Regions from separate parts of the Homo sapiens genome. Here all the other regions are linked to region 3. A link is a loop called in an ENCODE intact Hi-C map of the cell type or tissue named here. Cell type or tissue: MCF 10A. All regions are shown on one strand.

The links. Hi-C counts contacts between places; a loop is a spot of excess contacts. Peaks named below come from ENCODE experiments on the same cell type or tissue, not always from the same donor. Only the 100,000 strongest peaks of a DNase experiment are listed, where the experiment ranks them.
Region 1: it touches region 3 in a loop (4-fold over the local background); 4 of 110 quality-filtered maps call a loop at or near these places.
Region 2: it touches region 3 in a loop (6-fold over the local background); 4 of 110 quality-filtered maps call a loop at or near these places.
Region 4: it touches region 3 in a loop (14-fold over the local background); 46 of 110 quality-filtered maps call a loop at or near these places.
Region 5: a loop joins it to region 3, with 8 times the contacts of the local background. A loop is called at or near these places in 14 of 110 quality-filtered maps.
Region 6: a loop joins it to region 3, with 9 times the contacts of the local background. A loop is called at or near these places in 11 of 110 quality-filtered maps.
Region 7: it touches region 3 in a loop (10-fold over the local background); 4 of 110 quality-filtered maps call a loop at or near these places.

The regions. Positions count from the first base shown.
Region 1 is chr1:8,096,035-8,100,034 of GRCh38, forward strand. The region is part of intron 2 of ERRFI1-DT (ERRFI1 divergent transcript); the gene reads left to right. Among named protein-coding and RNA genes, the nearest start is that of ERRFI1-DT, 72 kb to the left of the region's middle. RefSeq lists enhancers at 647-1,846, 1,212-1,261. In MCF 10A, no CTCF peak of the experiment used is centred here; DNase peaks (open chromatin) are centred at 787 and 1,557.
Region 2 is chr1:8,131,656-8,135,655 of GRCh38, forward strand. The region is part of intron 2 of LOC107984915 (a long non-coding RNA gene); the gene reads right to left. Among named protein-coding and RNA genes, the nearest start is that of LINC01714, 75 kb to the right of the region's middle. In MCF 10A, no CTCF peak of the experiment used is centred here; DNase peaks (open chromatin) are centred at 1,746, 2,216 and 2,546.
Region 3 is chr1:8,236,893-8,240,892 of GRCh38, forward strand. It overlaps LOC105376695 (a long non-coding RNA gene), which reads left to right and starts at 3,066. Exons shown (of 3, transcript XR_946937.3): 1 at 3,066-3,231. RefSeq lists enhancers at 2,603-3,159, 3,160-3,715. In MCF 10A, a CTCF peak has its summit at 2,223 (motif pointing left); a DNase peak (open chromatin) is centred at 2,259.
Region 4 is chr1:8,029,547-8,033,546 of GRCh38, forward strand. The region is part of intron 2 of ERRFI1-DT (ERRFI1 divergent transcript); the gene reads left to right. Among named protein-coding and RNA genes, the nearest start is that of ERRFI1-DT, 5.1 kb to the left of the region's middle. In MCF 10A, a CTCF peak has its summit at 1,836; a DNase peak (open chromatin) is centred at 1,855.
Region 5 is chr1:8,012,796-8,016,795 of GRCh38, forward strand. ERRFI1 (ERBB receptor feedback inhibitor 1) reads right to left here. Exons shown (of 4, transcript NM_018948.4): 2 at 2,700-2,897; 3 at 2,513-2,589; 4 at 1-1,601. The coding sequence starts at 2,824. The coding sequence ends at 415. Among named protein-coding and RNA genes, the nearest start is that of ERRFI1, 12 kb to the right of the region's middle. In MCF 10A, a CTCF peak has its summit at 2,369 (motif pointing right); DNase peaks (open chromatin) are centred at 2,386 and 3,216.
Region 6 is chr1:8,312,036-8,316,035 of GRCh38, forward strand. No RefSeq gene overlaps it. Among named protein-coding and RNA genes, the nearest start is that of SLC45A1, 4.1 kb to the right of the region's middle. RefSeq lists silencers at 2,340-2,389, 2,430-2,479. In MCF 10A, CTCF peaks have their summits at 2,451 (motif pointing left) and 3,993; a DNase peak (open chromatin) is centred at 2,426.
Region 7 is chr1:8,180,124-8,184,123 of GRCh38, forward strand. No RefSeq gene overlaps it. Among named protein-coding and RNA genes, the nearest start is that of LINC01714, 27 kb to the right of the region's middle. In MCF 10A, no CTCF peak of the experiment used is centred here; a DNase peak (open chromatin) is centred at 2,378.

The sequences.
Region 1 (4,000 bases), 140 kb before region 3:
TTGAAAAATCCATAATGTTTACATGGTCTAGATAAATTGTTATTGTTTATTTATATTCCAATTTCCTAAGAACTGATAGTAAAACTATCCTTACATGAACATGAAGAAAATTTCCAACACTCCAATATTATTTGTATCTACCTGTACTATCTCCAAGCTTTCCAGTTGAAAAATATAAAATCTGTGTTACTATTGGCCTCTGTCCCTTATTCCTGGACCTGGGCGTTAGCCTAGAGTCGCTCTGAAGTTAATGATTAAAATCTTTGAGTGGACATTCTCCACCGTTTCTTGGAAGCATTCTTGAGTTACCCGTTAGTTTCCAGTCTTAAACAGAGAAATACAGATACCACCTATTGGTAATGGTTTTTAGATCATGAATCTCCTTGTGGGATTACTTTGGAACATCTCCCCGCTCTTTATCGGCAGGCCGGATGGTGAAGGTCACTTCATCCTTTATCAGATTGTTATTCAACCACAATCCTTCTTTCAAGGATTCAGAAATACACAGGTTTCTACTAAAAGAAACGTCCATATCTTTAACCAATGCCTGTTTCTAGCACATTTCTCTAAGCGTAATTCTTTTTATCATCCAGATTCTTATGATTCATTCAAAAGAAATTTAGAGCCAAATCTGGCTTTTAAGCAAATATTTCTAACAAACTGACCTATTTTAGTATCACTCACCATAAGGTTATTTCAGGATGGTGAATGACAATATGCCAATGAACAGCAGAGGCTACCTTTTTTGATTCCTAAACAACCAGATTTTGTGAGACTACGTTTTTCTTCAGTGATTCATAATCAGTTTTGCAATTTGAAAGCAGTTTATGAGTCATTCAGTTTATGAATTTGTTGTCACTTCCTTAGAAAAGGGCTCCCTTTCCTTATAGCTTTTCAAGTTTAATTCAGTCGCCTGAAAGCTTTCATTTAACCTCAGTTTTTTCTGCTCCATGAAGAAAAACGATGTTATATATCCATTTTACTGTTACTATCAGGTAAGAAGGCCTAGGGACTAGTGACATCAATTCCACGAGCCATCAGTGTCCTGGGCTTTTAATTCACAGAAGAATGGATAGTTGTAATGAAAAAAAAATCTTATAAAAATACCAGTCCTGTTTTCTAAGTTTTAAATACAGATTCTCTGTTTTTAGTTATCTTGTTTCTGCTTCCCAATGCAATAAACTCTAGCCACCTGCAGGACTGCTGGATATTCTGATCTCTCCCTAGGATGAAAGAGCCACTTTAACTGGAAATCTTTACAACAAAACACCCTCAACTATTCAAGGAAGAAATTCGGTAGACTTCCATGCACGAGGCCTTTGAGAAGAGAAAATAGGCCCTCGTTCAGGCCCAGACAGATCATTGACAGCGTTTTTGGATTCCTTTTTTGATCAGGAAATTAGATCAACATCCTTATAGGGAAAGGTTCATTTGGGGCACAGGTGGGGCTCTTTAGTTAAAGTGTCTACTTCTCAGTCCATATTAGGCAACAGGAACTGCCTGAAAGGCACTTATTTTTCATTCTGTGTCATTCAACCATAAATGACTCAGTTCTGATATTATTTACCAAGCTCCTGTTGAACTCATAGGAGAGGCAGCTGTGCAGCACTCGTAATGCTAATCTTAATATAGTCTCAGCAGGGTATGCAGTCAGTGAGAAGTAAGACGGGTCATTTTTCCTTAAGATCATATTAATTAACTAGCTGACTCATCTCCCAGGAACTGGATTGAGTCCTCAAAATGCTTCATTTCTAAAATCATGGAGGCTTAATCTAAGTAATTTTACTGTCATCTGGTAAAGCTTATTAAAGCTTAAGGGTTTTTTTTAAAAGGCACACTTGAAAACTTAGAGGATTAGAGAAACTAAGGTAATTTTAGTAGCAGCAATGAGTATTTCATTTTTAACATTTAAACATTAATCTGGCATTCTGAAAGGCCTGAGATCTTATTGCTTCTTAAAATAGGCTTTGTTTTTTAGAGCAGTTTTAGGTTCACAGCAAAATTGAATGGAGAGTTCCCATATACTCCCTGCCCACGCAGGCACAGACTCCCCACTGCCAGTGTGCTGTACCGTAGTGATAAATTTGCTGCAATTGATTAACTCGCATTGGCACATCAGTATCACCCGAAGTCCACAGTTTACATTAGAGTTCACTCTTGGTGTTGTACATTCTATGGATTTTGACAAATGGATAAAAACACTTATCTACCATTATAGTATCATACAGAATAGTTTCACCGTCTTAAAAATCCTCTGTGCTTACCCACTCAGATCTTATTTTTAGTTTCAAAGTTAATGATCTAAATATGAGAACTGAAATCTGCAAATTTAAAAAAGCACAAGAACCCAAGTGTTTAACTTAAAATCAATGGTTCTTAAAAATCATTAATATAATGTAAAAATACTAAATATTAAATTTCAACATTAATCTTGAGATTTAATTAATTCAAAACATATGTCTGAAATGTACCTTTGCAGTAGCCATGAAAAAAATGTGTTACCTAAGTAAATAGTTTAAGTGTCTGAGAAACTTTTGGCCAAGGGACTGCAGTCACTATTGCTAATTCCCTGCTATCTGGAACTTAGCTACAATTAAGCAAATAAACAACAACAACAAAGGACAGAAAAATCTCTGAAAAATCCCCCCAAATTAGGAAAATAAGCAACACAGTTCTTTTCTTTTCTTTTTTTTTTTTTTTTTTTTGAGATGGAGTCTCTCTCTGTCACCCAGGCCGGAGTGCAGTGGCATGGTCTTGGCTCACTGAAACCTCCACCTCCTGGGTTGAAGCAATTCTCCTGCCTCGGCCTCCAGAGTAGCTGGGATTACAGGCATGTGCCACCATGCCTGGCTAATTTTTTTGGTATTTTTAGTACAGACAGGGTTTCACCATATTGGCCAGGCTGGTCTCGAACTCCTGACCTTGTGATCCACCAGCCTCAGCCTCCTAAAGTGCTAGGATTACAGGCATGAGCCACTGCACCCGGCCCAGCAACACATTTCTAAATAATTCATGAGTCAAAGAAGAAATTACAATGGAAATTAGAAAATATTTGAACTGAATGAAAATGAAAACACAATTTATCTAAATTTGTGACATGCAGCTAAAGTGGTGCTTAGAGGAAAGTTTATAGCAGCATTAAATACATATATTGGAAAAAAAGAAAGGTCTAAAATTAATGATCTAATCTCCTACCTTAAGAGACTAAAAAAAGAAGAGCAAATTAAACCAAATATAAGCATAAATAAAGATAAGAGTGAAAACTAATGAAAGAGAAGATGATAAAACAATAGAGAAAAATCAGTAAAATCAATAGCTAGTACTTTGAAAAGATTAATAAAAGTTATACCCCCTAGCCAGACTGATCAAGAAAAAAAAAAAGAGGAAAAACACAAATTACCAAAATCAGGAATGAAAGGCCATCACCATAGATCCTACAGACATAAACAGATTATAAGGGGATATTTTGAATAAATTGATGCCAATAAATTTCAAAATTTAAAGGAAATAGAAAATTTCTTTGAAAGATAAAAATTACTAAAACTGATTTGAGAAGAAATAGAAAATCTTAGTAGCCTTATATCTATTAAGGAAATTATTATTAGTTACTATTATTATTTTGAGACAGATTCTCACTCTGTCACCCAGGCTGGAGTGCAGTGGCATGATCTCAGCTCACTGCAACCTCTGCCTCCTGGGTTCAAGCGATTCTCCTGCCTCAGCCTCCCAGGTAGCTGGAATTACAGGTGCCTGCTACCATGCCTGGCTAATTTTTGTATTTTTAGTAGAGACGGGGTTTTGCCATGTTGCCCATGCTGGTCTCAAACTCATGGCCTCAAGTGATCCCCCGCCTCGGCTTCCCAAAGTGCTGGGATTACAGGCATGAGCCACCACGCCCGGCCTATTAAAGAAATTAAATTTGTAATTTAAAAACTTCTGACTAAAAAGATACCAGGCCCAGATGGCTTCAATGGAGAATTTTATCAAATATTTAAGAAAG
Region 2 (4,000 bases), 110 kb before region 3:
TGACACATGAAAATACTATGGTATCAAAGGGCCACGAGGAAACTACGAGGGTGATGGGTATGTTCACCGACTTGATGGTGGCAAATAGTTTTAGGGGTGAATTCATATGTCAAAAGTATCTACTCACCGTTAAGTGTTTATGTTTGTTTTATTCGATGTCTCAATAAAGCTGTCTATAAAAAACACTAAGGTATACAAGAATGCTAAAGCCTGTATTGCAGTTGCTAAAATGTGTCAAAATATAAACAGGTCTACCTGACACTGGGCTTTCTGTTGGGCATGGGGAGGGCCTGGGTTAGTAATTTATCTATAGGTCATGGGTGGCCTCAAGGATCTGAAAGGCCTCAGGTGAATTATTTTTATGGGGTCTGGCAATTAGTCTAGAGGTCCCCATTTTGTGCATTTAATTAACCCTTGAATGCAGGTGTCAGGGAGGAAAAACGTTGCCTCTACCCTCCTATGTTATATGATTAGGGGTCTGCGAATTAAACTACCAAAAGACAGGCCTGGCACAGTGGCTCACACCTGTAATCCTAGCATTTTGGGAGGCAGAGGTAGGAGGATCATTTGAGCCTAGGAGTTCGAGACCAGCCTGGGCAACATGGTAAGACCCCATCTCTACAAAATATACAAAAATTAGCCAGGTATGGTGGCACACGCCTGCAGTGCCAGCTACTCGGAAGACTGAGGTGGGAGGATAGCTTGAGCTTAAGAGGCGGAGGTTGCAATGAGCCAAGATAGAACCACTGCACTCTGTCTGGATGACAGAGCGAGACCCTGTCTCAAAAAAATGAAATAAAATAAAAGAGCAAAAAAAAAAAAAAAAAAAAACAGGTTAACAGGAGACAAAGCACACAATTTTTATAAACATTTACATGCATAAGAGTTTAAAAAAAAAAAGTGAAACTCAAAGAAGTGGTTAGGCTCAGGAATTTATACCATTTTAACAAAGAAAGGCAGGTTTGAGCTTGGAGAGACAACGGATCGTAGGAAAGTGACTAAGAAGCGTATGGGGACGAATGGGGAGTCAGGCGTTATTTCAGTAAGGGTCTCTTCATGTAGACTCATCTTGGAGCCAACCGCCTCTGGGGATGAGTGCTCTTCTCGTCCTCTGATGGGGGTGCAGGGACACCTTTACGGGGGAAATTGATGCCTGGCTTTCAGGCAGTGAAGGGGAGGGCAGAGAACTGTACTTGCTTGTCGATTCTCAAGTGCCTCCAGCTCAGAATAATCCTTAACGCCAAAGTGTGGTGGCACGCGCCTGCAGTCCCAGCTCCTTGGAAGGCTAAGGTGGGAGGATAGCTTGAGCTTAAAAGGTGGAGGTTGCAATGAGCATCCTATCTTTTAAAATTTTCTTTTAAATTCATTTTAATTTTTTAAATTAAAAATTTTTTTTATTTTTAATATTTATTATATAGAGATGGGATCTCACTGTGTTGCCCAGGCTGGTCTCGAACTCCTGGACTCAAGTGATCTGCCCACCTCAGCTTCTCAAAGTGCTGAGAGCCACTGCACCCGGCCTGGGGATGGCGTATTCTGAGTCCCTTCTCAGGGAAAACCATCAGCAAGTGAACATCACAGAGGGCTCTGTGTCTCTACTCCCCCCTCCCCCCGCCACCCCTGCCATTTTATTGGACTTGACTGTGGGACAAGGAGGTGTGGGAACCTGGGCCAGTCTGCCTTGAGGGTGACTGAGCTGGCACCCCTCTAGGGTTCGGCATTTTGCATATCTCCTCTTCCACGCCCTGGAGTCTCCATCCTCCTCCCTCTCTCTTGCCCTGGGCACCCGCACCTCCCCACAGATCATCTGCATTTCTGACTTCCTCCCTCTGTTCTCCTCCTGAGACTGGGTGCCAGGATCAGCTTTTGCATCTTTTAAAACCATATGCAGTATTTTCCCTCAAAGTTTGTTTCTCTAACGGGTTCACAGTTTTTCTGATTTACTGACTACACACTTTTATGAACACCGATCATTTATTTTTTCCAATACAAAATATTTTCTTCTGCTTAATATTTTCCATATAATATCTCCCTACTTTGAAAAACTTTTAAATAACCTCTTAAAAAAAAAAAGGAGTATGACTCAGAAGCCTTAAAAGCTGTGGCCACCAGCTGAGATCCTAAAATGACCCAACTGTGGAGCAGGGATAGAGTGAAATAAAATAAACCCCTTTCCAAGAAGCTCAGCCCTGGAGAAGAACATTTGTGAACAGAACTGTGGGCCTGTTGCCATTCTCCACCCTTCTGTTTGGGTTGGCCCCCATCCTACACGGTCATCTTCTCTCCTAACCAAAACAATGGCTGAGCTCATGGAGATTTTTACATTTTTCCTAAAAAGAAGTTTTATATCTCAATTAATATTTAAAATTCCAAGTTAGAAGGTACCTTTGGAAAAGTACATTCTTAGGTCAGAAACCCTGTCCTCTGAACACCACTTAAAATAACTCAACAGCCTGCACGAATCTGAGAATTCCAAGGTCATAGGTTTTTTTTAGCCTTGTTTGTAAGAACAACAAGACCAGCTCACACATGTCCAAGCGTATTACTCACAGTTAAAAGTAATAGTAAGATTTAATTGGTTTTCTTTTTTCTTCTGTGGTGTGTGTCTATTCATCAGCCTCTTGCCGCTCTAAGTTTTTCCTCCCTCCCTTAACCCACATCCTCAAGAAGAATTGAAGAATTTTCCAGTTATGCAATTTTGCCTGCAACTTTGCCTAGTGCTAGTCTGGAGTGGAGGAGGGGGTGGGGGATCTTCAGGTTCTGTTCCATTTCCTTAGCTCCCCCGACTCCGTAATTTGAAATCATGAACATTTTCGAACATACCAGAAACAGAGCAAATAGAACAATGAGCCCATCTTCCAACTCTAACAATCGTTACCATTTTTCAATGTTGTTTTGTTTAGTCTCCACGCTCCAGCCTCTTTCGTTTTGAAGTATTTTAAGCAAACCCTAGAAATAACATAATTTCACCCATAAATGCTTCAGTGTGTACCTACCACAGAGAATGTCTTGCCCCCAGTGTAATGCAATACTGCGATGAAGCTAATGCAATGAACAAAAACCCTTTAATAAGAACTGCTCCAGCCAGAGTGGACCCCAGGCAAGCATCTGGAGGCTGGCTCAGGGCCGTTGCTGGTCAGCAGAGTTGGTGGTCGGGGAGAAGTGGATGGGGACAGGAGAGTGGGGACAAGCTGGACTTCGTTGATACCTGTGTGTGTGTCTGTCATGCATCAAGTCTAAGAACTTTGGAGAGTCACGGCTGATGCTTCACGCAGCCTCCCGAATCCCACGACAGTGCCTCTTTGGGCCACCTCTTCACCCAGAACTCCACAGAGAAAGGGATGTGGAGGAATCTAGCTCCAGCTTCACCACAATGACGTGGTCCAAGCCACCACCACCCTTTCAGGCCCTGTCTGCTTTCCCATTTCCCTGCTTTCTCAATCATGGATTTTTACTGTTGGTTTGTACAGATTCGGAAACAAACAAAACACCAAGGTTGCCGCTGACTGTTCCGTCTCTTTTAATCTGCCACACTTCCTGCTCCATCTTTTCCCATGACATTGTTTCTTGATGTACCTGGGCCGTTTGCCCTGCAGAAATTCCCCATATCCGAATCTGGCCAGTTCTATGCTCCTGGTATAATGGTGGTTGGCTCTCGAGGCTTGATAAGGTTCAAGGTTTTGTTTTTGCTGTTTTGTTTTGTTAGCTTTTTGTTTTGTTTGTTTTGAGACAGGGTCTCGCTCTATTGCCCAGGCTGAAGTGCAGTGGCATGGTCTTAGCTCACTACAACCTCTGCCTCCTGGGGTCAGGTGGTCCTCCCGCCTAAGCTACCTGAGTAGCTGAGATTACAGGATTGCGCCAACATGCCCAGTTCATTTTTGTAGTTTTTTTTAGAGACGGGGTTTCACCATGTTGGCCAGGCTGCTCTCCAGCTCTTCAGCTCAAGTGATCAGCCCTCCTTGGCTTCCCAAAGTGCTGGGACCACTGCGCCCAGCCTGAG
Region 3 (4,000 bases):
AGATGGTCTCTCACTAGGTTGCCCTGGCTAGTTTCAAACTCCTGGCCTCAAGCAATCCTCCTGCCTCAGCCTCCCAAAGTGCTGGGATTACAGGTGTGAGAGCCACTATACCCATTTGAATTTTTAGAGCAATCAGAGAAGGGAGCCCAGGACACGGGCCTGTCGGTGGGGGTGGGGGCCCTGCTTTTGTAGAGAATAGGGTAGGGGGGTCTCTGGGGAATGGGGCTAGAGGTAGTGGTTGAAACAATGTGTGAGAGAGATTTCTTAGAGTGAGAGCTGGGTGTGGTGGTGGTGGGCATCCTGCAGAAAAGGAGAGGATGCCTCTAAATACTTGCAGGGAGACCATGTGTAAGAGTGTGGACTCGGCCGGGTTTGGTGGTTCACACCTATAATCCCAGCACTTCAAGAGGCCAAGGCGGGTGGATCACCTGAGGCCAGGAGTTTGAGACCAGCCTGGCCAAGATGGCGAAACCCCGTCTCTACTAAAAACACAAAAAATTAGCCAGGCGTGGTGGCCAGCGCCTGTAATTCCAGCTACTCGGGAGGCTGAGGCAGGAGAATTGCTTGAACCTGGGAGGCAGAGGTTGCAATGAGCTGAGACTGCGCCATTGCACTCCAGCCTGGGCAACAAGAGCAAAAATTCCATCACACACACACACACAAAAGAGTGTGGACTTATTTTGTCCGTACCTGCGGTATGATTTTTGGCTTAACACAAGGAAAATTTGCCCAAATCCAGAGCGATGCAGAGCTGGCCAAAATGATCTACAGGGAATTCAGCTTCAGATGGGCACTTGGGAGAGATAATCTTTTTGTTTTTGTTTATTATTATTATTATTTACTTTGAGACTGTGTTATGAGAGTGGCTAATTTTTGTATTTTTGGTAGACATGGAGTTTCACCATCTTGCCCAGGCTGGTCTCAAACTCCTGGGCCCAAATCATCCGCCAGCCTTGGCATCCCAAAGTGCTGGAATTAGAGGCGTAAGCCACAGCGCCCTGCCCTGGGGGAGATGGTCTTTCAACCTTGAGATTTTATTGTTATTGGGGTTCTAGCTTCAGTTCGAAACAAAGGAAAAAAGAATTTGCTTTGTGTCAAAACTAGCTTTTTAATGAAAATGTAAGTAACTAAATCCAGTTATTTGATACATTAATTGAACTCCGACGGTGCTGGGCACCGGGATGTGATGGTGAACAGCCGCAGGCAAAGCCACCTGTGGCCCTTATGGAATCTGGGGATGGATACTTCGGTTCCCGCCTGTATGTGCATATTTGCTTTTTATCCAGGAAGTGCAGTCTACCGTCATTTCCATATCTTCCTATTGGTCACTGGAGTGCAGCAAAAAGATCAGTGTTGACAAAAGGGACTGAATCAGTTCAGCAACACATCAGAGATGAAACATCTGGTCACCAGCATGTACGAAATTATTCGAAAGTTGAATAGATGAGTAACTGTCCCACTTTCTCAAGAGAACTTCCCTTTTCATCAAAAGAAAAACACATTCCACGTATTCAGCACTGATAGAAGCCGCAGTGATGAGGGTAGTGATGTGGGATATTCGGTACTGAGTAATTTACAGTACAGACGCTGCATTCGTCCTGCCCGGACACTGCCTCAAAGCCACATGTCTGCTCCAAAGGAGGCGGCATCAACAAAATCAAAGGCGTATGATGCAGCTCGTTAGTAATCCATCGAGTCCCTGTCTCAAAACATCTCACTCCTATTCCTATTCTATGCCTTTCCCCACTCAGAAAGTGCCAGGGATTTATTAACCTTTGTTATTCTTTCATCAAATATTTATACAGGGCTTCTGGGTGCAGACTTGGAACTGGGCACCAGGTGAATGGGGGTTGGGGGGAGGGCTAGACAGACAGGTCCAGGCCCCAGGAGGTAGGGGACGGTCAGGCAGGATTCTCTGAGTGAAAAGAATAGAGATCAAGGCAGCTATGGGAATGAGAAGGGAGGCTGACTCGGGAGGACTCGGAAAGCCTGTAGAATGGAAGGCAAGGGTGATGGAAGATGGGGGGATGGGCAGGCGTGAGGGGGAGGGGTATGGAGGTGGAGGCAAGGAGGGATGGGCCGTCGAAGAGCAGCAGTCCAAGGGAAGTCTCTTCTGGGCACCACCTTTGAAATAAATCTGTTCCAATGGTTTTGTTGTTGCTGTAAACTTTTTTTTTTTTTTTTTTTTTTTTTTGAGACGCAGTCTCCCTCTGCTGCCCAGGCTGGAGTGCAGTGATAGATCTTGGCCCATTGCAACATCCGCCTCCCCTGTTCAAGCGACTCTCATGCCTCAGGCTTCCAAATAGCTGGGATTACAGGTATGCGCCACCACGCCCAGCTAATTTTTGTATTTTCAGGCTGGTCTCAAACTCCTGACCTCAGGTGATCTGCTTGCCTCAGATCCCCAAAGTGCTGGGGTTACAGGCCCAGCTAATTTTTATATTTTCAGGCTGGTCTCAAACTCCTGATCTCAGGTGATCTGCTTGCCTCAGATCCCCAAAGTGCTGGGATTACAGGCCGGAACCATGGCGCTGGCCTGTTGTAAATTCTAATGCCACCTGCACTCTGGGGTCAAATTCCAGAGGGGAGTTGTCTGAATGGCCTGGTTTTGTCACACCCTCTAGAAGAGGGGACACATTAGCTGACACTATATAATGAGGAGCAGGCCATTCTCCAAGGAAAATCCATTCTGTTTCGGGGGGGAGGTTTGATAAAGGCCATGGAGGAAGAGGGAGGCACATCTACTTGTTTTTCGTTGTTGTTTGTTTTTTTATGAGATGGAGTCTTGCTCTGTCACCCAGGCTGGATTGCGTGGTGTGATCTAAAGTGCTGGGATTACAGGCCTGAGCCACCGCGCCCACGTGGCCCCATCTACTCGTAGAGGGGGATTGAAGGCGGGGGAAGAGGAGGTGGGGGATTTGTCCAGCAAAGGATGCAGCAAATGCCCAGCCCCAGGGAGGAGCCTGTCCTGGGGAGCGACAGCCTGAAGGCCTCCAAGTGGGGAGGGCGCTGGAGGAGGGGCCTGAGAGGCAGGCCTTGATGAATTGTTTGGATTTTTTTCTAAGTGCATTGGAAGCCACAGGAAGATTTTTTTTTTTTTTTTTTTTTGGATGGAGTCTCGCTCTGTCGCCCAGGCTGGAGTGCAATGCGCCATCTCGGCTCACTGCAACCTTCGCCTCCCGGTTTCAAGTGATTCTCCGGCCTCAGCCCCCCGAGCAGCTGGGAATACAGGTGCGTGCCACCACCCCCGAGTAATTTTTTGTATTTCTAGTAGAGACAGAGTTTCATTGTGTTAGCCAGGATGGTCTTGATCTCCTGACCTCGTGATCCGCCCACCTCAGCCTTCCAAAGTGCTGGGATTACACGCATGGTTACAGGCCAGCCATAGGAGGATCTTTAGAAGGAAAACAGCTGCCCCACGTGGTGGCTCGCACCTGCATTTCAGCACTTTGGAAGCTGGAGGTGGGAGCATTGCTTGGGCCCAGCGATGGGATGTGGGGGACGGGTGGGCGGAAGTAATAAAAAGAATAACATGATCTGATTTTCTCTTTTATTTATTTATTTTGAGACAGGGTCTCACACTATTGCCCAGAATGGAGTGCAGTGGCAGGATCTCAGCTCACTGCAACCTCCACCTCCCGGGTTCAAGACATTCTTCATGCTTCAGCTTCCCAAGTAGCTGGGACTACAGTCACACACACCACCATGCCCAGCTAATTTTTGTACTTTTAGTAGAGACAGAGTTTCTCCCTGTTGGCCAGGCTGGGCTCAAACTCCTGACCTCAGGTGATACACCTGCCTCAGCCTCCCAAAGTGCTGGGATTACAGGCGTGAGCCACCGTGCCTGGCCTGATTTTCTTTTTTTTTTTCTTTTTTTTTTCTTTTTTTTTTTGAGATGGAGTCTTGCTCTGTCACCCAAGCTGCAGTGCAGTGGCGTGATCTCGGCTCACTGCAAGCTCCGTCTCCCGGGTTCACGCCATTCTTCTGCCTCAGCCTCCCG
Region 4 (4,000 bases), 210 kb before region 3:
AGCCTTTGTTTCTGTCTATACATAATATAAATGTATATTATGCACTTAAACTATTTTATAGATAAGTGTGCAATAAAAAAATACAACCAAGAGAGGAATTACATTTCCTAGAGGGTGTTTGCTTAGTGTGCTACATTGCATTTTGGGAACATTCATATTTCTGTTCATGGATGTTTCCAAAACGCATGCATGTACACACACACACACACACACACACACTCAACATATAAAATAAACTCTAGGTGATTCTTTTCATTTTTTTGAGACGGAGTCTCACTCTGTCCCCAGGTTGGAGTGCAGTGGCGCCATCTCAGCTCACTGCAACCTCCGCCTCCCGGGTTCAAGCGATTGTCCTGCCTCAGCCTCCCTAGTAGCTGGGACTACAGGTGGGTGCCACCACGCCCGGCTAATTTTTGTATTTTTAGTAGAGACGGGGTTTCACCATGTTGGCCAGGATGGTCTTGATCTCTTGACCTCATGATCCGCCCGCCTCGGCCTCCCAAAGTGCTGGGATTACAGGCTTGAGCCACCGCGCCTGGTGAACTCTGGATGATTCTAAAACACACATGCTGATAAGAGCCTAGATTCACCCATGAGGAGTACCACAACCCCAAAGAGATTTCCATGGACTTTTCACTTTTCAACCTTAGTGGCCATTTGAAAAGTAGCACAGAAAATATATTTCTTGGCAACATTTCATTTTTCCTTTTTCTGTTTTTTTGTCTTTTTTGTTTTGTTTTGTTTTTTATTTGTTTTTTGAGACAGAGTTTTGCTCTTGTTGCCCAGGCTGGAGTGCAATGGCGTGATTTGGGCTCACCGCAACCTCCGCCTCCTAGATTCAAGCGATTCTCCTGCCTCAGCCTCCCGAGTAGCTGGGATTATAGGCATGCACCACCACGTCGGCTAATTTTGTGCTTTTAGTAGAGACGGGGTTTCTCTGTGTTGGTCAGACTGGTCTTGAACTCCCGGCCTCAAGTGATCTCCCTGTCTTGGCTTCCCAAAGTACTGAAATTATAGGCGTGAGCCACCATGCCCAGCCCATTTTTCCATTAGTTAATTAGGGGTACTGCTCTCCCTTCCTAGTTTTTCCCCAAAAAGGATACTTCGCCTGTGGAAGTCTGAGCAGGTTGGTTTTAATTTCCCAGTCTATTATTTTAAGTGTTAGGGCCAGGGCTTCACTGCTTTTTCTTAGTATGAGTTTTAGACAGGCTGTTCGCGTAGTTGTTTATTTTTAACTGAGCTACCTTTCATTTACCAAATGCTCTCTTAACATTAAATGCTATTGGTGGTTATTATGTTTCTAATTCTATCCCATCTTTAAAATGTGTAACTGTTGTAAATTTTTTAGTCTTGTGGATACATTAATTAATTAATTTTTATTTATTTGTTTATTTTGAGATGGAGTTTCGCTCTTGTTGCCCAGGCTGGAGTGCAATGGCGCAATCTCAGCTCACTGCAACCTCCACCTCCCAGGTTCAAGCGATTCACCTGCCTAAGCATCCCAAGTAGCTGGGATTACAGGCATCCACCACCATGCCCAGCTAATTTTTAGTATTTTCAGTAGAGACGGGGTTTCACCATGTTGGCCAGGTTGGTTTTGAACTCCTGACCTCAGGTGATGCACCTGCCTCGCCCTCCCAAAGTACTGGGATTACAGGTGTGAGCCACCGCGCCTGGCCAAGTCTTATGGATACATTAATTTAGATACATAATCTAGATGTTTACAAGACAATTTTTCAAATTTCTTTTAGACGCTAGCCTGACTTTATTTTCAAATTATTTAAACATTTAAGCATTTTCTCCTAAGTAAATGCTGTATTTCCTATTAGCTGGCCAGTAGGGTGTGCTCTAGTCCCTTGCCAAATTAATTAATTAATTAATTTAAAATGTTAATATAAACTCTTCATTGAGAGATTTCAGAAATATATTTCACTTCTTATTGACACTGGTCACATATGAGATATGTTTATATAGATGCAGGTATATGCAGATGCAGGGTATAAGGAAAGTAACACTGCTATATTAAAAAAAGAAAACTTTGAGATGCTTACTCCTTGGCTTAGTTCTAAAATAATTTGGTATTATTTTACCAAGTTGATGCTTTGGAGCAGGTATTTTCTTTTATTCTCGATAAAGAAGAACAAGAAAAGTGGTGTAGGAATGAAAGGCATACGCTCTGGACTCAGGGTTTCGGTTTGAACACCGGCTGTTCCACTTCGGGCAAATCACTTAACCTCTTGAGGCCTTGTAATATGGGGATAAGAGTGGTTCCTATTGGACAGATAATTGAGATAGTACATGTAAAAGAGCTTATAATATTGTCTAGCACAATCAGGGTTCAATAAATGTTAGATTTTTTATTATTATTATTTGAGACCAAGGCTTGCTGTGTTACCCCAGCTGGAGTGCAATGGCGTGATCTTGGCTCACTGCAGCCTCCGCATCCTGGGTTCAAGTGATTCTTGTGCCTCAGCCTCCTGAGTAGCTGGGACTACAGGCGTGTGCTACCATGCCTGGCTAATTTTTGTATTTTTAGTAGAGACAGGTTTTCGCCATGTTGGCCAGGCTGGTCTTGAACTCCTGGCCTCAAGTGATCTGCCCGCCTTGGCCTCCTAAAGTGTTGGGATGACAGGCGTGAGCAACCGCGCCTGGCCTGTTTTTATTATTGTTATTCTCGTTGTTGTGGTCACATATTCTTTGGGAGATTTTTGAACATCTGTGATTGCAAGATTGAAAAATTCTTGATTGCTTGATAGTATACATGATTTAATTAGTCCAGAAGGCTGTTTCCTTAAATCCCAGGGGGCATAAATGACTTATAAGATAAAATGTCTTAATTGACTCTGCAGTATTCTACTTAAGAGACTATAAAACCTTAAGACAAAGAAAGGGCTGTGTATTAGTTGATAGCACCAGCAATCCATAGGGGAGATATGCTAAGGGCACAGAGAATCTTCTTAGCATTCCTGAAGGCAAGCTCACAAGTAACCGTAAGTCTGTGAGCAGTTACTTCTAAGCCCATAGTCATAAACATCCATAGACATGTTTCCTTTAAAAAACACATTTAGCCTATACATAAATCTATTTAACATAAAGTCCTTGCAGAACCTTTTGATAGGAACAGCTTTACAATTTTCTCTGGAATGTATAAGGACAACAGATATACTCAATGACTTGATGCAGTAATGTTGTAAAAGCTGAATGAATGCCAACACTTCTTGGGATTTCTAACTGCTCATTCATACATGTATTCATTTATCCATCAATAAATGTCTATTGAGGCTGGGCAGGGTGGCTCACGCCTGTAATCCCAGGACTTTGGGAGGCCGAGGCAGGTGGATCACCTGAGGTAAGGAGTTCAAGACCAGCCTGACCAACATGGCGAAACCCCATCTCTGCTAAAAATACAAAGTTAGCTGGGAATGGTGGTGGGCGCCTGTAATCCCAGCTACTCGGGAGACTGAGGCAGGAGAATCACTTGAACCCGGGAGGCGGAGGTTGCAGTGAGCTGAGATCGCGCCACTGCACTCTAACCTGGGCAACAAGAGCAAAACTCCATCTAAAAAAAAATTACATATATATATATGGCTCCTCCTATGTGACAGTCCTATGCTAGTATCCAGCAGCATGCAGGAGTTTCCATCACTGTCTTTAGTGAGCTTGCAGTGCAGTGGGAGCTATAGGTAAGAACACAGGAAGCTGTGATGTCATGCTGTGATAGGAGCCTGTGGGGTGCTATGGGGGTACGTAGGATAGACACCAACCGCGAGAATTGAAAGGTGATTCAGAGTGGACAGGGGGACAACAAAGGAAGAAGGATGTTCTTAGGAGGGTAAAGAGCAAATGTTCAGAATGTGACATGTCCGAGGAAGCCAAATTCACTGTAAATGAAGGTAAGGAATGAGGCTGGAGAGGTTAACTAGAGGCCAGATTTTACTTGACTGCGGAAGTGTTAAGAAGTTTGGACTTCCTGCTAAAAGTAGAGTAGTCATTAACAAGG
Region 5 (4,000 bases), 220 kb before region 3:
TGCTCAATTTTCAGTCTATCAGGACTCATTTCTCCAGCTTGAGTTTATTATTCTGAATATATATTACTCTACGATAGTAACTAATTGGTTAACCTGCAGCTATGGTCTATGGTTATACCACAAGTTTATATATAGGTATGTAATGTATGCATATATAAAAAGCTTCCCCATCCTCCCCTCCCCACCATCACATCTTTAAATTATAGACTTGTAAGACTTTTTTCCAACACTAACAAAGTCAGGGTTTCTCAGCATAACAGCATCTCACAACTGCTCTAAACCTTCCACATGAAGACAGAGAGTTCAACTATTTTATTTTGCAATCTAAGGGATTTTTCTCTGCACTTCAATCAAACTGGAAAATTGAGAACCATTTGCTCCTATGTAACCTCTGCTGAACCATGACCCCAAGGTCTAAGGAGAAACCACATAGGATAAATGTTTACGCTTCACGTGGCCACCCAGATCCATTTTTGTTTTTGAGTCTGGCTTTTCTGTGGCTGAAGATATACCGCAGTCAGCAGGTAATGGCTGGATTTGGGCGCCTCCATTTGTTTCTTCTGCTTCCCTAAAAAATTTTTCATATTTGTCCAGGTATGGTGGTCGTTCAGGTAGTAGGTAATAATGTGTTGAACTAACCTTCTTCCCATTTTCAATAATGGGCAGAATGCAAGGAACCTTACTGGCAGATCCTTCGCTGTTCTGTCTTTGCAGTGCTTTGCTGCTGACATACTTGGGATCAGGGGCAAAGCTCTGTGTCGGGGGCATGACCCCATTGAGGTAAGACGGAAGGCTTTTGGGACTCGGTGTGCGCGAGTTACTCGGTGACAAAGGTTCTCTTGGCGGTACTTTGGGAGGCCTGTCTTCATCACTATAGGTGCTCGAAGTAACTTCTGCTGACCATCTTCTATAATCTGGCTTTACTGGTCTAGGAGGTATGGGAACTCTGGGGGGAACCTCAGGTTTGTCTTCATCGGAGTTAGGAGAAGCTCTGTGTATACAACAGTTGGATATCCTTATGGCTGGCTTGTTAAAGGAGCCAGCTGGTCCCGAATGAGACCTTCTTAATCTTCGGTGGGTCTGAGGTGGAGGAGGATTTGGATCTGGGACACCTCCATTTTGGTCAGACACATAGCTGAGATCTGCTGCAGAAACAGCTGGGGTATCAAAATATGCATAGTTGATTTGTCCACACCCACGGAAGCTTCGCCTGCCAGGAACATCATATTTGAAATCAGAAAGTGTAGAGTCTTCTAAAAGGAAGTCTGTATCTGAGCTAGTTAGGAATTCCACCTCACAGTCTGTGTCATCCAGAGAGAGGGCTTCAGAGATTGGCAACGGTGGAAGAGGCCTAGAACCCCGTTCACAAAGAGGGGCACAGGGGAAAAGGGAAGGGGAGTTTTTTATGGGTGTCAGTGGAGGGGTGGAAGCACAAACCCCATTCACTGTGAGTTTCTTAAAACCACATACAACTTGATCCTCTTCATGTGGTCCCAAGTTTTCACTTGGGGGAATAAGAAGAGGGGGCAAGCTGGACTTTTGAGATGGACCATTTTCTGCAAAGCAGTGGCCATTCATCGGAGCAGATTTGGAAGCATGCCCTGGAATGAACGAGAGATATTAATAAAAGATCAACAATCCTCTCTCCACCTGTGTGAGGGAGAGAGCACCCCAGCTACCTATGCTTCCACAGCTTTCTTCCTGAGTGAAACACTTGACTGCTGTCACCCCGAGAACACCCATGCAACCACCACAGGTGTAATTAGAGAGCAGAAGATTCTTAACGCACATGGTGTGGTTCAAAGAACAAACTATCTCCTCTATCTCCCTTGGACATGTGCACAGCGCACACCCACACATCACAGGCAAGTTTTGTGACGTGTGTAAAATTCGCGGAAGATGAATAGCATATAATTTACATGAATACCATACTGTACCAGCCTTGCCATTTAAGACATGCGACCATACTAGGCACGTAGGGTACCAATGAGATAAGACAAAGTCCTTATTGCTGGCACATCATAATATTGTGAGTGAATGGACTTGCCTGCAATGTGTTCAGTTCACACACAGCTCTTGACAAAGATCCAAGGAACAGAATATTCACATTAAAAATACTATTTTTTAAGTTTTGAGGAACATTTATACTATTTTCATCTATTACTGTCAAACATGCATTCGATACTAGTAAGAAAGGTGGGAAATCTCGCCTAAGGTTTCATGAAGTAAAGTATGCATCAGAGCTGGAATGAGAACTAATTCTTGATTTTAGAAGATCCCACGTCCATGAACAGTCCTACTTAGCAATCAGTGACTCAGAATGAAGGCAGTCGAGTACAATAGCTTGAGAAAAACACAGTTATCTTCTGAATCTGTTGCCACTAGGGGTCAGGCTGTTGTTGGAAATAGTTCAGGTTTCCTCATTTAAAAAATAATGCTGGAGGACAAGCTAACCCGAATCCAGACTGTTCTTCTCAAATGCTTACTGTGATCAGATTTTCAGAATACATACCAAGTGGTATTAGGCGCTCCTGAGCAGAAGAGTTCAGACTGTAGGCCATGGTTATCGGGTCAATATTTAAAAAGTTGCTGAAAGGAGAGGAAGCTACTTTGGTCATAAGCGAAGAGCAATCACAGCCTCTCCCATTTTAGTGTCACATATTTATCCAGATTACAGCAGCATTACATCCTCTACTTACTTTTTAAACTCACTGCGACTGCTCCAGTAGGTCTTCCTCATATTCCCCATGGCTCGGCCATTATGTAGAAATCCAGTTTTTAATGGGACTCTGATCTCCTGAGCAGCAACTCCTGCTATTGACATTGTGCCTTATTCTGGGACATCTCCAAACCTGTGAGGCCCAGGCACTTTAAAATCAACCAGTAGCTTTCATTCCCTGGGAGGTAGAAGAGATGAGAGAATAAAGAAAACAATTCAGAAATACCTCCATTAGGACAGTCTAAATTACAGCAAAGCTAACAGAGGATTTGGGGGATGCTGAATAGAAAAAATTAGTTGTAGACTTTCACTTAATTCTCACAGCTCGTGAGGGTACTTATATGTAAACACTAAAAATGATTTTTTGTGTAAATGCTAATCCAAAAGACATGAAATGTTTTAGTGAAATGAGAAATAATCTATTGCCAGCAAAAGCAGACCTCCTACTGCACAGCCTGAGAGTTGCACAACAAATCACACTCACTTGGCAATGCACACAGACCCTCCCCTGACTTATTAAACCAGCCTTCTAAGTTACGGCTGCACTGGGCATGAAGCACCAGTGGATCCTGCTTATTTTTCCCAAGCTAAAAAAGTAATTTCAGAAGCCACTGTATTTTATGCTGTAGAACTAATACTCACTAAAACACAATGCTGAAACTAAGCAAGAGTTTCTACAGTATTGGCACCTGACTACCCCAGGGTCTAGCATTTATCTGGATTTTGTATTTCAGGGTTGGCCATGGGGAGACAAATTCTCCAGTTACTACTTGTTCAAGGAACAAACAGTAATATATGAAGATACTAATTTCCATTATCCTGTAAAAATCAAGTTCTGCAAGATTACTGGCTTCAGTAAAAGCCTGGGACAGCTTCCTCCCTCCCTTTTAAAGACAAGTTAAAGGTACATTCTTTACATCCTCCTTTGTGAAACACCCAGTAACTCATATCTTGCTTAGCTGCAAGGCATGGATAACAAAATAAGTACATTTTTCTTAAATTAGTAGTTCCTCAACTTCAGGACCGCCAATCCCCTTTGTCAGATGTTACAGGTCTGGAGTCCCTATAGCCCCCTTTTCACTTTCCTTTTTTATTATTCGTTATGTGTTAGTCAGCATCAATCTCTGCTGTCTTCAGATAGCCAAGTTTATTTATAAGTTTAGGTTTTTTTCCTTAGGCACCAGGATATTATTTGTCAACTATTGTGTAACACTGACCCCTTTTGGGGGCACGTACATATACACTCTTTAACACGATCTCATTCTCTCACTAAATATTAGT
Region 6 (4,000 bases), 75 kb after region 3:
CATTGAGTGTTCGTTTTGTTTTGTGCACTTTTCTGCATCATATTTCATAATATAAAAGTTTAATAATCCATGATGTTAAGATCAAAGATTAAAATAATTTGAAATGTTCATGCTTTTATTAGTTGCATAATGAGTAGTTAAGTGTTTAGAAAGTTCTGGTTAGTCGATTCAGAATTTTAATAAATTGAACAAACAGATAAAACACAAAAGCCACTCGAACTTTAAAGATCCCGGCCACATATTGTCTGGCAGTTGCTTCTTTCCAGACCCAAGCAGATGTTGGCTGGGACTTCTCTATGGATGTTGGGTGTTGACTGTTCTCACAGGTGAACTGTAAATAGAAGCAGAGGGGGGGCTCTCAGGCATGGGGCAGCAGGCTGAGCCTCAGAGGACCTTGGGCTTCTCTAGTGGCTGCCTCTGCCTGGTTCCTGGAGCTGTCCCGATAAGGTTGCCAAGTGGAGCAAATCAGAATACAGAATGCCAAATGTTGCCTGGAACATGCTGAGCATAAAAATTACTCTCTGTTTATCTGAAATTCAAATTTAACTGGGTATTTGTATTTTATTTGGCAACTGTGTGACCCAATGAGGCTTTACCCAGCCCACGAACAGGGAGGCTGCAGCTGCCTGGGTGCCAACCATGCCTGGATTCTACCACCTTAGTTCTAGAACCTCGGCGGCCCAACACCCTTTGGCTCCAGCATTGCCCAACGTCTAGACCCTGGGTTCATGCTCTGGCTCAGCTCAGAGGGCAACCATGACCCTGTAGGTTCTAATTCCCCCTTGCCCCAGTTCTTCCAGAAGACCTAAAGTCCAGGGTTTGCTTCCACAAGTACGTTATGAGAAGGACATACGTTTGGAAATCAGAATTCATTTTCCTGCAGAAATGGTTCAATGGAGTTTCACCGGCATGCCCAGGGCAGCCCAGGACAATCTGTTTTATCCCACAGTGTGCCCGTGTGTGCCCGGGTAAATCGCGCAACTTCAACCGATCCTACTCCACGTACAGTAAATAAGCATGTGGGTGTCAGTGCTCGGCCTCTGCCAGGTGTTGCAGGAGGTGCCAAAAAAGAATTGGATGGCCCTGTCCTCTGGAGTTTGCAATGTGTTGTCATTACAGGACTGTAATTTTGTGACTTTCTTCATATGGACACAAAATGTCTGGATTCTAACTCAGAGTTTCAGGGTGGCTGCTGGGCTCCCATCAGGAGGAGGCGTGGCAATAGGAATAGCGTGTGTGTGTGTGTGTGCACATATCTGAGAGTATGAGAGTGTGTGTGTGTGCACATGTGTGCATGTATGTGCACATATCTGAGAGCATGTGTGCACATATGTGTGCATGCTTGTGTGTGTGTATGAGTCTAGATCATGTCAGAGCCACAGAGGCTATCTGAAGAGAGGGAAGCAATATTGACTGCAGGTCGCTAATAATTCATTAACTCCAGATAACATAAGAGAATGCACTTCGTGTTTTTTTGTTTTTTTTTTTTCACAAGATCTCTTGCCCAGGCTGGAGTGCAGTGGCACAGTCTCAGCTCACTGCAGCTTCGACTTCCCCGGCTCAGGTGATCTTCCCACCTCAGCCCCCTAAGTAGCTGGAACTACCTACAGGTGCACGCCACCACGCCTGGCTAATTCTTTGTATTTTTAGCAGAGAAAGGCTTTCACTGTGTTGCCCAGGCTGGTCTTGAACTCCTAGGCTTGAGCCATCTGTCTGACTCAGTCTCCCCAAGTGCTGGGATTCCAGGTGTGAGCCACCATGCCCGGCCGAGAATGCACCTTTCTCTATGTTTGCACAGCACACACTTTGTACACACAGGTACACACGCACACCCATGTCTGTCACTGCTCAGATCTGAATTGGGAGCCACAAGCTGTCCACGTTGTAAGTCAGGGAATGGGATGGGCAGGGGTGGTAGAGACAATGGGACGGCACAGTCCCTTGAGGAGGCTGAGGACTGAGAACATGACCAAGGGGATTCGGATGCCATCTCTGAATCCCACCTCCCGCCCGCACCAGAGGACGGTAGATGCTGTATAAATAATCGCTGCACGAATGGAGGAATGACCACAAGGCCTGGGAGGCTCTCCCGCTCCAACCTTGCCTGTGTCATGACCCCACTCCATCCAAGTCTCAGGCTTCTGGATAGAAAAGAAATGGTGGAGATAATGCCCATTCCTGAAGCTATGATGACTACATGAGGTTAAAATACGGAAACACCTTAACACAGTGACTAGCACGAGATCTGTTATCACAAATAACGTTATTCATAAAAATTCACTTGGCTTCATGCTTTGCAGAAAAAGTGTGTTCACAAAGTAGAAAGAAAAATCCAGCCTTAGAACCAAGAATCTTTACAAGGTCAGGAAAAGCTTCTCCCTTTCCCCACCTCCTGCTCCGAGGTTTTCCTGCTGCCTCCCGGGAAAGGTGGGACTCTTCCACCACCTTGTGGACACCCAGGGATGGCAGGTGAGCAGGCTTCCACCGCCTCACACCAGCTCTCCTCTGCACTGTTGGAGCCTATTATTCTGGGTCCGACTGGGTCTCTCTAGGCTCACACTGTGCATGTCCTGTCTCCATCCTCTGTTCCTTTCTGGGCTGGGGCAGTGGATGGGGCTCCTGTGTCCTCCTGGCTGCCTGCCGGTCCCCGTGTACGTGGCAGGGCTGCAGCAGTCCCCTGTTTTCCTTAGATCCTGGCGTGGAGTTGGTGTGGCTCCTGCTTCCCTGGGGCCCTGGCTGGCCCCGTAGACCCCTCCAGGTCTCTCTGCCAAAGTCCCCCCACCCAGCCACCTGGCCCAACTGTCCTTCCCACAGTGAGGCTGAGGGTCCCCCCACCCCACGTCATGTCCCAGCCCCACGGGGCCATTGCAGCTTCAGCTCTGCATCCAGGCACTGAATGGGAGCCACAAGAGCCTCACAGGGCAAATTAGAGCCCCCACTGTTCTGATCCCCCAGCCGGGCTGCGGCCGCTGTGTTGGTGTACGGGGGCTCTGCCCAGAGCAAACTCTGCCACGACAGGGCTGAGGCGCAGGGAGAAAGGAGCTGGGATGCACCCCAAGCACCTTCCTCCCCCTCACTCTCCCTCCTCCCTCTGCCATCCTTCCCCCACACCCAGGACCGGAAGGGCGAGCGTCTCTTGTCTTTCCTGCATGTTCTGTCAGCCCCTTCCACTCTGGCCCCCAGTCTAGACCTATTGTCGAGACAGGAGAAATCTTGTCTGCCCCCAGGGAGAAACACTGCTCTCTGCCCTGAACTTGGAGGGGCTAAAAAGCAAAAGCTCTAGCCTTAGAAGGTTCTCACTTTGGAAGTTTAAAAAAGGTCAAAGGAATTTTCAAAATCCCTTTCTTTCTCAACAATGCTTAGATTTCAAACCTCTTCTCTTGTTGCAAAATCCCGTTGTGAACATCAGAACCTCGAGATGATCTTTAAGTTTTCTCAGCATTCCCCATCTTCTCTCCCCTCTGCAAGCAGCTAAAAGTTACAGAAGCAGTTGAAGCCAGCAACTCCCCACCCCCATCTCCTCCTCTCCTGGGGACAGGGGCCCCATCTCTCAGCCCTGTTGTGGGTTGGGTGTGGCCGGTGTGGCTGTGTGGCAGGGTCCTAGCCAATGGGATTCGAGTGGAACGTGGGCCTCCTGCACACCTGGCCCCGTGGGCAGGCACCACCTGGGCTCCTCCCTCAGTGCACCAGGGCAGAGCAAGATGGAGGCAACCGGGATCCCTGAATGGCTTCACAGAGGTCCCCACCCATCAGGCACACTTCTGCCAACCTCATGTGGAAGTAAGCTTCTATTGCATTAAGTCCCTGAGGTGCTGAAGCTCATCAGTTGATGGCAGGCCACTTGCATGCAAAATAGAAAAGGACATCGGTATTTTTTTCAAGCTGTTACCCTGTTATAGAGATAAAAGAAGCCAGAACCAGCCCCCTCCAGTGGCTCCTTCTCTTCAGCCTGGGCAGGATCTGTTGAAATTCCCATGGTGTCCTCTGGGGCCCTCTGCCC
Region 7 (4,000 bases), 57 kb before region 3:
CATTATAGCTTTCACTATAATATGCTAGTTCTAAATAATATTTTAAAAATTATTGTTCTGAGTATTTCTAGATTTGTATGATTTGAGCCATGATTTAGAATTCTGTTTTTAAATTTCAATACACAAGAACTTCATAATTTATCTTTTTTGCTATTGACTTCTACTTAATCACATTTTGTTTAAAAAATGTGATGGATGTGATACTAATTTTTTGAAATTTGTTGAGATGTGCTTTATGACCTCAGATCTGATTAATTTTTGTAACCATTCCATGTGTCCTTAAGAAGAATGGGCCGGGCACAGTGGCTCATGATTATAATCCCAGGACTTTGGGAGGCCGAGACAGGCAGATCACGAGGTCAGGAGATCGAGACCATCCTGGCTAACATGGTGAAACCCCGTCTCTACTAAAAATACAAAAATTAGCCAGGCATGGTGGCGGGCATGTGTAATCCTAGCTACTCGGAAGGCTGAGGCAGGAGAATCACTGGAACACGGGAGGCGGAGGTTGCAGTGAGCCGAGATTGTGCCACGGCACTCCAGCCTGGGCGACAGAGCGAAACTCCATCTCAAAAAAAAAAAAAAAGAAGAATGGATATTCTCTAATGATTGCTTTTAGAGTTTTACATATGTTCATTACATCAAAGTAGTTAATCAAATTTTTCAAATATATTTATTTATTCTTTTTTTTTTTTTTTGAGATGGAGTCTTGCTCTTGTCATCCAGGCTGGAGTGCAATGGCATGATCTAAGCCTTCTGAGTAGCCAGGATTACAGGTGCCTGCCACTATACTCGGCTAATTTTTTTGTATTTTTAGTAGAGATGGGGTTTCACCTTATTGGCCAGGCTGGTCTTGAACTCCTGACCTCTGGTGATCCACCCGCCTCAGCCTCCCGAAGTGCTGGGATTACAGGCATGAGCCACTGTGCCCGGCCTATTTATTGATTCTTTTTTGCTGCTTGACCTACTGATTATTGAGAAAAAAAATTGGTGGATTTGTCCATTTCTATTACTTTTTTTTTTTTTTTTTAAGACAGATTCTCACTCTGTTGCCCAGGCTGGAGTGCAGTGGCACGATCTCGGCTCACCGCAGCCTCCACCTCCTGGTGAGGTGAAAGTTTGCCAGCTGGAACCTTCCAGCAATTCTCCTGCCTCAGCCTCCCAGGTAGCTGGGATTACAGGCATGCACCACCACACTTGGCTAATTTTTGCATTTTTAGTAGAGGTGGGGTTTCACCATGTTGGCCAGGCTGGTCTCGAACTCCTGACCTCAGGTGATCTGCCAGCCTCAGCCTCCCAAAGTGCTAGTATTACAGGTGTGAGCCACCGTGCCCGACCTCTATTACTTTTTTATGTATATGGTGTGAGACATTTTTATTAGGTGCATATACATTTAGAATTATTATGTCTTCTTGGTGACACGAAAATTTCATTTTCATATAGGAACCTTTTCTGTCTTAGAGTCCTTGTGTGTGTGTCATACTGATGTAGTTATGCCAGTTCTCTTTTGTTTAATATATTTTTGGTGTCTTTTCCCCACCTTTTGCTTTCAACTTTTCCATGTCCTTTTGCTTTAGATGGCTCCCTAACAGGGTTTATCCAAGGATGATAATGTCTGCTTTTTAACTCAATGAGTTTGACCCATTTATATTTTGGGGGACGATGAATACTGTGATACGTAAGTTTCCAACATCTCACTGTAGGGGATACTGGAAAGTATGAGCGTCAAGATCATGTATCTTTTCCAGGAATCAAAGCACGTAGTGTGGCAATTCAGATATGTTGGTTGCCTTGACTCTTCTTCAACAGAATTAACAGTTTTGGATCTTGAGAAAATGTTATTTTCTGGCTAAGTATAGGGGTAAAATGAAATCTTTGGGAAATTAGTGAATTCTCATGATTTCTCAAAGCTTTTCTTGGGTAACTCCAAGAGGCAGCCTGGTGGAGTGAAAGCATGGACTCCAGTGCCCCATTCTCTAGCTGCGTGATTTGGAGTAAATTCCTTATCTCAGTGACTCTGTGTCTCCATCTTGAAATTGAGAATAATCACACCGGCCTGAGATTTTTTTACCATGTGAATGGAAGCACGTGGCACATAGCAGGGACTGAATGAATGTGCCCATGTCCGCTCTCCCTCCTCTTTCTAGGGCTGCGGCCTTGGTGATGTCAAGAACATTTTGTAAATATTACAAGTAAGATAAGGCATTGTGACTATTACTCGTTAAAATCACTTTGTTTCCTGACTTAGGTGATTCACTGCAACCCAGAGAAAGTTTTGTGTTGTGTTCTGGCTGGCGAAACTTCTGCAAACAACGAATGCTTCTTTTCATCAGCCTATTCTGCGTTGGTTGGTAGGATGTCAGTCTATAACCACATCAATTTCAGGTAATAACAAGTGTGTGAGCTTTCTGAAGCTTTTTGTTTACTTATTTGTTTTAGGGTTGTTCAAGTGTGACTCATGTAGTAGCACTGCATTCTTGAGAATTCACAGAGATCGAAACACAGATATGAAACAGGGCCAGAAAGAATAAGGCGTTCCCAATATATGAGAGTAAAAAAAAAGCACAAGAAAGCGAAAGCATTCAATGTCTGCATCCTGTATAGATGAGAAACTTAGCAGTATCCTCTTTTCTTTTTGGACCAATCATATGCTGATAAAACAGGGTCTCGCTGCTTTCCCCCCATTTTTAACATCTTCAAACATTCTGAGAGCCTACGGGAATAGAGGCAAACAGGTTTGATGTGACTGGTCATTTGGCCAAAGGTATTTTACTCTGCGCTCAGCATTTTGTTTCGTTCATGCTCTCTAGCAGTTTGGAATCTAAAAAGGAAAGATTAGATAGAGGAAGTGTGAAAATGCATACGCAATGTGGGAAACCAGGCCATGAACTTGAGTTTTTAAATGCATGGTATAAGGCCGGGCTCAGTGGCTCACGCCTGTAATCCCAGTACTTTGGGAGGCCGAGGTGGGCGGATCACCTGAGGTCAGGAGTTCGAGACCAGCCTGTCCAACATGGTGAAACCCCGTCTCTACTAAAAATACAAAAATTAGCCGGGCATGGTGGCAGGCGCCTGTAATCCCAGCTACTCGTGAGGCTGAGACAGGAGAATCGCTTGAACCTGGGAGGCAGAGGTTGCAGTGAGCCGAGATCGTGCCATTGCACTCCAGCTTGGGGGACAAGAGCAAGACTTCGTCTCAAATAAATAAATAAATAAGTGCATGGTATGGTTTGGCTAAGTTGGAAACCATGGGATAATCTGGAATGGTTTATTAGAGAGGCTAATGGTGGGGAGGTAGGTACCCAGAACCTTGGGCTAGAGATGACTGACCCTTTCTGGCTGTGTGATCTTGGGCAAACTGCTTCACTTCTCTGTGCCTCAATGTCCTCCATCATGAAGAGAGAATATAGGGTGCCTTCATTGTAGGGTAGTTGTAAGGATGAAAGGAGTTGGTATATATAAAGTACCTATCTCAGTCTAGGGCTTCTCAGCCAGCATGCAGGGTATATGGGCTTCAAATGGATGAAAAAGGTGCTGATCCCAGGTACCTGGCTGTGAGCATCCTCATCTGCTTACCCCAGAGGAGTGTCTCCCCCAAAACATTGCATTTTCTTTTCTTTTCTTTTTTTTTTTTTTGAGACAGAGTTTCCCTCTTGTCTCCCAGGCTGGAGTGCAATGTACAATCTTGGCTCACTGCAACCTCCATCTCCCAGGTTCAAGTGATTCTCCTGCCTCAGCCTCCCAAGTAGCGGGGATTACAGGTGTCCACCACCATGCCTGGCTAATTTTTTGTATTTTTAGTAGAGATGGGGTTTTGCCATGTTGTCCAGGCTGGTCTCAAGCTCCTGACCTCAGGTGATCTACCTGCCTCAGCCTCCCAAAGTGCTAGGATTACAGGTGTGAGCCATCACGCCCAGCCAAACACTGCATTTTCTATGAAGGCCATGATATGACAGAGCTCGGAGGGCACTACCAGGCCCGATTCTCTGGGCCTGAGGGT